2 separate regions of the Homo sapiens genome follow, and region 1 is linked to region 2. The links are chromatin loops, found by intact Hi-C in ENCODE. Cell type or tissue: mammary epithelial cell. All regions are shown on one strand.

Evidence for each region. A loop is a pair of places that touch in the nucleus more often than their neighbours do. Peaks named below come from ENCODE experiments on the same cell type or tissue, not always from the same donor. Only the 100,000 strongest peaks of a DNase experiment are listed, where the experiment ranks them.
Region 1: a loop joins it to region 2, with 2.2 times the contacts of the local background. A loop is called at or near these places in 2 of 110 quality-filtered maps.

What each region holds. Positions count from the first base shown.
Region 1 is chr1:19,736,022-19,740,021 of GRCh38, reverse strand. It overlaps TMCO4 (transmembrane and coiled-coil domains 4), which reads left to right. Exons shown (of 16, transcript NM_181719.7): 12 at 62-198; 13 at 2,566-2,650. Among named protein-coding and RNA genes, the nearest start is that of TMCO4, 62 kb to the left of the region's middle. In mammary epithelial cell, a CTCF peak has its summit at 2,497 (motif pointing left); DNase peaks (open chromatin) are centred at 221 and 3,991.
Region 2 is chr1:19,797,838-19,801,837 of GRCh38, reverse strand. It overlaps TMCO4 (transmembrane and coiled-coil domains 4), which reads left to right and starts at 1,922. Exons shown (of 16, transcript NM_181719.7): 1 at 1,922-1,983; 2 at 3,623-3,701. RefSeq lists an enhancer at 1,254-1,754 and a silencer at 1,678-2,177. In mammary epithelial cell, a CTCF peak has its summit at 2,195; a DNase peak (open chromatin) is centred at 677; H3K4me3 peaks cover 1,560 bases.

The DNA of each region.
Region 1 (4,000 bases), 62 kb after region 2:
ACTTCCCTAGTAGGACCCTAGGACAGGGGCCATTCCCTTCATCACTATCTCACCTCCCCAGGCATTGTGGCTGCCCTGACCTGGCCAGCCTCACTCCTCAGTGTCGCCAATGTCATCGACAACCCCTGGGGGGTGTGTCTCCATCGATCAGCAGAGGTTGGCAAGCACCTGGCCCACATCCTGCTCTCCCGGCAGCAGGTACCTGGGAATGGCTGTGTGGGCGTGGCATTGAGCAAGAGGGGAAGTCAGGTGCTGACTTGTTCACAGATATCAGCCTTAGAGGCAAGGCTACTTGGAGATAACTCAATGGTTTTGGGGGTGTGGGCAGTCCTTGCTGCCTCTCCAGTTCAAGTAATGAATGTGTCCTAGGATGAACAGTAAAAATTATAGACTCTGCAGCTCTAGCAGGTATTTAGGTAAGGACTGAATAACAGGGCATCTGCAGGTAGGAACAAGTCTGGGGGACTCTGGCAGAAGCAAAAGTGGCTCCTATGTATCAGCTCTTCATTCAAGTGTTTAGGATAATCACTGGGCTCATTTGGGTGATATTTCAGTGGAAACCTCTGACGCAGTTTGCAGTGAAGCCAGTAAAGTGAATGAGACCAGGTGCTTCAGCTGGCCACCAATGGAATTCCCACATGCTGGTGGCCTGGTGTTCCTTCCCAGAAGTATAAAGCTACTTTGTGAGGTCATCTTTGGTGGTCTAAATACCATGTAAAATGGTTAGGAAGAGACATCATCATAATACTTTTAAAATTTGAATCTAGTAAAGATGTACTTACCAAGAGAATAAAACCATCCCCTTCAGAATAAAACTTGAGTGAATGGAGACAAAAGCTTGAGAAGCAGTACCAGAAATGACTGCATTGTCAGGATTTGTTTTGGCTGGAAGTGGGAGAAAACCCAAAATAACAGTGGCTTAAACAAGGTAGAAATTTATTTTCCTGGAGAAGCCTAGCAAGGTTGTCTAATAGCCTTCCATGGTGCAGAGGCCCAGGTTCCTGCTACCTTGTTGCTCTGGGGTCTTGACCTTGTATCAAAGATGGCATCATCCGAGCTCCAGGGAGCAGGAGAAAGGAAGAACTGAAGAAGAAACAGCAAAGCCTTACAACATTTCAGTTGGTGTCTCACTGGCCAGAGCCTAGTCACATGACCATTCCTAGCTGCCACAGAAGCTGGGAAATATAGTATTTATTCTGAGTGATGATGAACCCAGCTGAAATTCAATTACTATGGAAAAAAGGGAGGATGGATATTGAGGGATGACAACTAGCAGTTTCTGCCATGCAGCTAAACTGCTTGAGCAACTGGCCACCCCCTTCAATCCCTGCGTCTTTGTCAAAAGAAACAGAAAATCCTTCGGCAGGCTTGACTCTAAGGCAAAGGCCAAAGTGGCATTGGCTTAGACAAGATAGAATTTTGTTCTCTCCCAAGTAAGAGTCTGGGTGTCAATATCTGGAGCAAGATGATGTGTTAGTTTCCTGCTGCCACTGTTACAAATTACCACAAATTTACCAGCTGAAAACAAATGTACTATTTTACAGCTCTGGAGGTCAAAAGGCAAAAATGCATGCCTTAGGGAGGATCCCCTTTCCTTGCCCTGTGCTAAGTCTCAGCCCTGTGGCCACCTCAAGCTACGGAGGAGTCAGGGAAACTTCGTCTTTGGCTGGGTGGCCGTGTGCCCAGTCAAACTCAGGAGTAAAGGACAAAGGGGAGAATGATATTGGGCAGTGGCCAGCAGGGTTGGCACAAAGCTCCTGCAGGATTCGAATACTGTTTAACAGAGGATTTTCTACTGTGGTAAGTGGAGTGGTGTGGGGATGTGGAATACGTGTATTGGCACAAAACCAAGGAAAAGGAATAGACTGGTAAAACCAGGCTGGGCCTCCAGAGCTCATCCACTCCCCTCCTCTCCTTCCATGTAAGCTTGTACCCAAACACCCCCAGATAACTTTCATTTTCTTTAGAGTCTTGACATGATCAGTTACCTTTTCTTACAAGTCCTTGAGTCAGAAAATTCCTCTTTCCATCTGACTTACTACCTTATCTTATCACTTAGAGCCAATATTTTGTGCCCCACCTTCCTATCTAGAAACTGAACTGTTGTCCCTCCCTTGTCACTCTTGCCTTTTTACCCCTCACACCTGGGGGTGCCTTCTGTCTAATCTCCCCAGCTCCGGAAGGGGTCCCGCAGCACTGCAGCCATTTGCCGCAAGGCAGATCAGTGCAAGGGAAGTTGCTCTTGTAATTGACTAGCCCTGTCTCCTGGGGAAGATGAGACGGTGGCTGGATAATGATTTGAGATGAAAGGGAATTAACCCAGCCGGGGGCTGCCTGTTGGCCTTGGAGGAAGCCAATTCCAGCAGCAGGTGCACTCCTGCATAAATGAGGGTCCTGACTCTGCTGATTAAGACATCAGCGCTCAGGGACCGGAACAGCACATGCATGATTCATTAGATGAGAATCAGGTGGTAAGGAATGTGCAAAGGCTGCCCTCCTCAGGCCTGATGTTTTGCTAGAACTGGCAGTATTCCTTCCAGACACCTGTGTCCTTTTTCCCTTCAGGGGCGACGACCTGTCACCTTGATTGGCTTCAGCCTGGGAGCCAGAGTCATCTACTTCTGTCTGCAGGAGATGGCTCAAGAGAAAGGTGAGCATGGATTATTGTCACAGACGGAAACCCTTCACAAGCTTGTTCCCAGGGACAGATGTTCTGGGCCAGGGGCCATGAGCCTTGCAAAATGTGTTCCCAGTTCTTAGAAATAATAGTTAAAAGTTAAAAATAGTTTAAAAATCAAGAAAAATCGTCATCAACCTTGGGGAAATGATTTTATATACATACATTAGAGTAGATGCAAGATGGACCATCCTGTAATAATGACACTGGCTTTTGTGTTCTAATGCACTTTCCCAAGTGGGAATGAAGGGGACAAGAAATTCAAAATTAAGGTGTTGGCAGGTGCACTTTCCCTCTGAAGGCTCTAGTGGAGGATTTTTCCTGTCTCTTCCAACTTCTTGTGGCTGCCAGCAGTCCTTAGCATTCCTTGGCTTGTAGACATGTCATTCCAGTCTCTGCCTGTTGTCTTCTCTCATAAGGACAGACAGAGTCATTGGATTTAGGGCCCACTCTCATCCAGGGTGATCCCATGTCAAGATCATTTACTTAATTATATCTGCAACGACCCTTTTACCAGATGAGGTCGCATTCACAGGTTCTGGGTGGACATATCTTCTGGGGGTTCACCATTCAACCACACACAGACACCTTTGGGAGTGTGTCATGCCTCCAGTGTCATCCTTTCTGTGCAAGGCAGTGAAAAGCTTGAGGGCTGCTGCTCCTGGCCTTGGGTAGGTGAGGTCTCCAGGGCAGAATGCTGGTTTTGGACAGATCTGTCAGCAGGGGCTGCCTGTGGAGGGGCTGGTTGGGAGAGTGAGTTGCCGAGCCTGGGGCACTTGGAGTGGTTCACTGCTCCTGGAACATGGGCTCACCTCCTCTCAGTGGAAGGTAGCAGCGGCAGGACTCTGAAGGCAAGAGGAGGAACTCAGAGAGAAATTGTTGAACCTGGGAGTGGAGGGTGGATGGGAGAGAAGGATTGGAGCTTAATATGATTTGGTTGTGTCCTCACCCAAATCTCATCTTGAATTGTGGCTCCCACAATCCACATGGGTCATGGGAGGGACCCGGTGGGAGGTAATTGAATCAGGGGGGTGGGTTTTCCCCATGCTGTTTCCATGATAGTGAATAAGTCTCATGAGAGCTGATGGTTTTATAAAGGGCAGTTCCCCTGCACGCGTTCTCTTGCCTGCCACCATGTACGACGTGCCTTTACTTCTCCTTTGCCCTCCACCATGATTGTTATTTGTTGCTGCAAAACGGCCTCTCCAAACACGGTGGCCAAAAGCAGCAATAACTGATCATTTCTCACGATTCTATGAGTTGGCAAGACCATTTGCCTCTCCTGCCTGGGCTTAGTCATGCAGTTGTAGTCAGAGCTGGAAC
Region 2 (4,000 bases):
AAATTCTTCAATGTCCAATACCAAACCTAACAAAATCTCAAAAGCATACACCAAAAGGGGTAAACATATTTTCTCCATCTTTCCCACCCATAGCCTCAATGATGGGATCAGGAACTGTGTGCAGTGGGGGCGACTAGGGTGAGGGTTGGGTGCCGGGCAATGGCTGAACAGGGTCCAATACCCAAAGACAAGTGTGTTCAACACAAGGTCTCTAATCAAATTAGAGACAGGGCAAAGCAGGGGAGTGCAGAGTGGTGCCTGGTCCCACAAAGCTGATCTGCTGGAAGGGGCTGCCAGACATTAAGAGGAGGGCTGGCTGCAGTTCTCAATCTTGACAAAGCTCACATGCTCAGATATAACCCCTTATTCCCCTAAAGCCTGCACACGATTGACCCATTTGACCCTCACAATAACTTCATGGGTGGGTAGAGCTGCCCTTCTTGGTCCTGATTGGCCAGTGGGGAGATGAGCAGATGAAGGAAGGAACATTTCACAGGTGCGTGAGTCCCAGGCTCTGAGCTGGGATGCTGGTCTCTGACCCCCGTCGGTACCTTTTCCTCCCATAACCCTAGATTGTCTTCACTGGGAGTAAGGGCAACAGCTTCTGAGGCCACGATGATTCATGCCCTAGCTCTGGCACTCATTAGCTCTGTGGCTTCTGCATTGTCTGGACCTGAGCCTCGGTTTCCTCTCCTTCAGAGTGGGTGTGATGAAATTTCACAGGGTTGCTAGGGGAAAGAGATCCATTCATTAAGTGCTTCTTTTGAGCACCTGCAAGTGCTAGGCACAGTCCCTGGGGCTGGGCACACAGCGGAGAGCAAGGCAGCCTAAACCCGCCCACCTCCAGGGCTTTTAAAGTCTAGTTGGGGCTGCGCGGTGGCTCACGCCTGTAATCCCAGCACTTTGGGAGGCCGAGGCGGGTGGGTCACCAGAGGTCAGGAGTTCGAGACCAGCCTGGCCAACATAGCAAAACCCCGTCTCTACTAAAAATACAAAAATTAGCCGGGTGTGGTAGCACACGCCTGTAGTACCAGCTACCAGGGAGCCTGAGGCAGGAGAATCGCTTAAATCCGGGAGGCGGAGGTTGCAGTGAGCTGAGATCGGGCCAGTGCACTCCAGCCTGGGTGACAGAGCGAGACTCTTATCTCAAAAAAAAAAAAAAAAAAAAAAAAAGAACTGTACCTGGCGCGTAGTAGGTGCTCGGTAAATTTGTTCAATGACTGAATGTGCTGGGTGCTCAGGGAAGACTCTCAGATCCCATCCCAAGAGACCAGAATGGAAAGCAGGAAATGGATTGGGGGAAAGGGAGGTCTGAAGGCAGAGAGTCCCAGGCACGGGAGCCTCCAGGCAGAGGCCCTGAGACAGGACCAAACTTAGCGTTAGGGAAAATGAAAGTAGAATCAGGAAGAACTTAGATATCTGAACACTTTGCAAACTACAAAGTGCTGCATACACGTGCGGGAAGGCGGTTTCTGCGGCTGGTTCTTTGTTTACATTATACATTTTTGAAGACTTTGTCTTCAAAATGTGGCTTTGGGGCATGCCACTCTCGGGGCCGAGTCCTTCGCGGGCAGTTTCTGCAAAGTCCAACCCTGCAGGGCCCTTCTCCCGCGCCGCGCTGTCTCGCTGCTTCCTGGAGGGTAAATGGACCCACACACAGATGTGGCGCCGCGGGCTTGCCGGTCACCTGCAGAGGCCGGCACCCCTGTCGCGATGGGTGGTGGAGGTGGGGCAGAGGTGGGACGAGCCAGGTCGGGACCCGCAGCTGGCGAGTCAGAGCCTGGAAGGCCCCGCGCCCCCGCGCCGCGCTCCCTAAGTGCTCCGCCCGGCCGGTGGCGACCAGGCGCGCTCGGGGCAGGCGGCGGGACGGGCCGGGACCGGGGCCGGGACGCGGCGGGGAGGGGAGGGGCCGGGCCGGGCCGGGCGGGAGGAGCCGCTCGCCGGTTTTGCCGCCTCCGCCTTTGCCTTCGCAGCCGCCTCCAGGTAAGGGGGCCCCGGAGGAGCCGCCAGGCCACGGTGGCGCGCACCTCGCTGGGCCACTCCCCGCCGGCCCCACGCGGGGCACTCGGAGCCCGGCCCAGCCCCGGGGCCCTTTGCCCTGCGCCCCGCCCTCCACCCCGGGGACACTGGACCCACCAGGAAGCGGCCGCGCGCTCCCTGGCGCTGCCTGCCCTAAGCCCAGGCCGCCTGCTGGTGGTTGGTTTGTTTTCAGAGCCGGAAGTGCTTTTAGAAATCTTGGGGAGGCAGAGGGGGAAACTGAGGCTGGGCGGAGCACTCGGGCGACTCCGGCCTCGGCCTCCGAGTTCTTAGAGGTCACCCAGCCGCTCCCTTGACAAATGAGGACGCTGGTCAAGGTCAGAGAGGAAGGGGGCTTGCCCAAGGTCACAAGAGGTCCCTGTGCTTCCCCTTGCCCCACGTGGCCCCTCCACGCCCCCGTCAGGAAGGCCTCTAGGACTCCCCCGCCTCCTGTCTCCCTGTCCCCCCGCAGACTCTCAAACAGAGAATTCCAGGAGGGCTTGGGGAGCCTCTGGAGAAAAACCAGGCTCCTCATGTTACAAGGAGGCCATGTCTTCTGGTGCCCATGCCTGAAGTTACAGGAGGGAAGAATTACTGCTGCTGACTTTTGAGTGGATTTTACAGCTGGGTAAACTGAGGCTCAGAGAGGTGAGGTAACTTCCCCAAGACCACACAGCTAGGAAGCAAGAGATAAAAACCTGGGCTACCTGCCTGGAGAGCCTGACCCAGTGCTTCGCACAGAGTTGGCCTCCACAATGCCTTTGCCCTGACCAGGCTGCCTGGCCCTTCCCTGGGGTTGCACTGGGAATTAGGAGCAGGGCCAGGCTAGAATCCCAGACTACTACCTAACTCGAAGTAGGAGTCAGCACATGAGCCCCCTTTTTCCTAACTCAGTGTTCATTGCAGAAAATATGACACTCTTTTAAGCTTTGGGAACATCCATTTGTTCATTCACCAAATATTTGTTGAGCACCTACTGTGTGCATTGTTTAGGCAACGAGGATACAGCAGTGAACAAAAAGGAGCGCTGCCCTCAGGAAGTACACTCCAGAGGGTGGAATAAAGCCCTGCCCTTCAGCCTGGGGAGGGAGGGCTGGGCACAGGGGAGACCACTGGCATTTCCCCAACTGTGAAGTACATGAAGACAGCAGAAGAGATCGGTATTAGAGTGGCCTCAAGCCCTCGTGTGCAGCATCAGACAGAGATGGGCTCAGGTGCTAGCTTTGCAGCTTTGTAACTGAGTGGGATCAGGCAAGTTAAATGACCTGTCTCCAAGGTTGTTGTGAAAATTAAAGGAGCTGAAGCCACAAAAGGCCCAGTGCAGTATCTGACACTTTGGGAGACTTTATACTTTTTAGTCCTAAGGCCCAAGGAGGAGTTGGACAGGAGGAGTTCATCGATTAGGTTGTCATAGCTCAGCATGTAGCTCCCACAAAAGCTGGGGTCTGGAGAGTTCCTCATAAGGCTCAAACCATCTCTCTCTACTCTGGTACCACTGGGCTACAAAGGCTGATCAGCCACCAGGGCTGGCTAACGTGGGACCTAAGAAATGTCAGTGGGTGGTTTCTCATTGTGTTCTCTTTTGGCCTGTGTGTTTTGTAAACAGTGTTGTACATTATAAACCGGGGCTGCTGATGAGGAGTGGGGAACTGGCTCTCTGGAACGTGTGACAGCAGGCAGAAGGGGTGAGAGTGAAATCCAATCCACTTTCCATTTAGCCGACCTCCGCTTCAAGCTGCCCTGATATCATGGTACCACCCTCTGCCTAAAACCCCGCTCTGGCTTCCCATTTTCTTCTTTCTCCTTTTCTTTTCTTTTCTTTTCTTTTCTTTTCTTTTCTTTTCTTTTCTTTTCTTTTCTTTTCTCTCTCTTTCTCTCTCTTTCTCTCTCTCTCCCTCCCTCCCTCCCTCTCTCCCTCCCTCTCTCTCTCTCTTTCTTTCTTCTCTCTTTTTTTTTTTTTGACAGAGTCTCACTCTGTCACCCA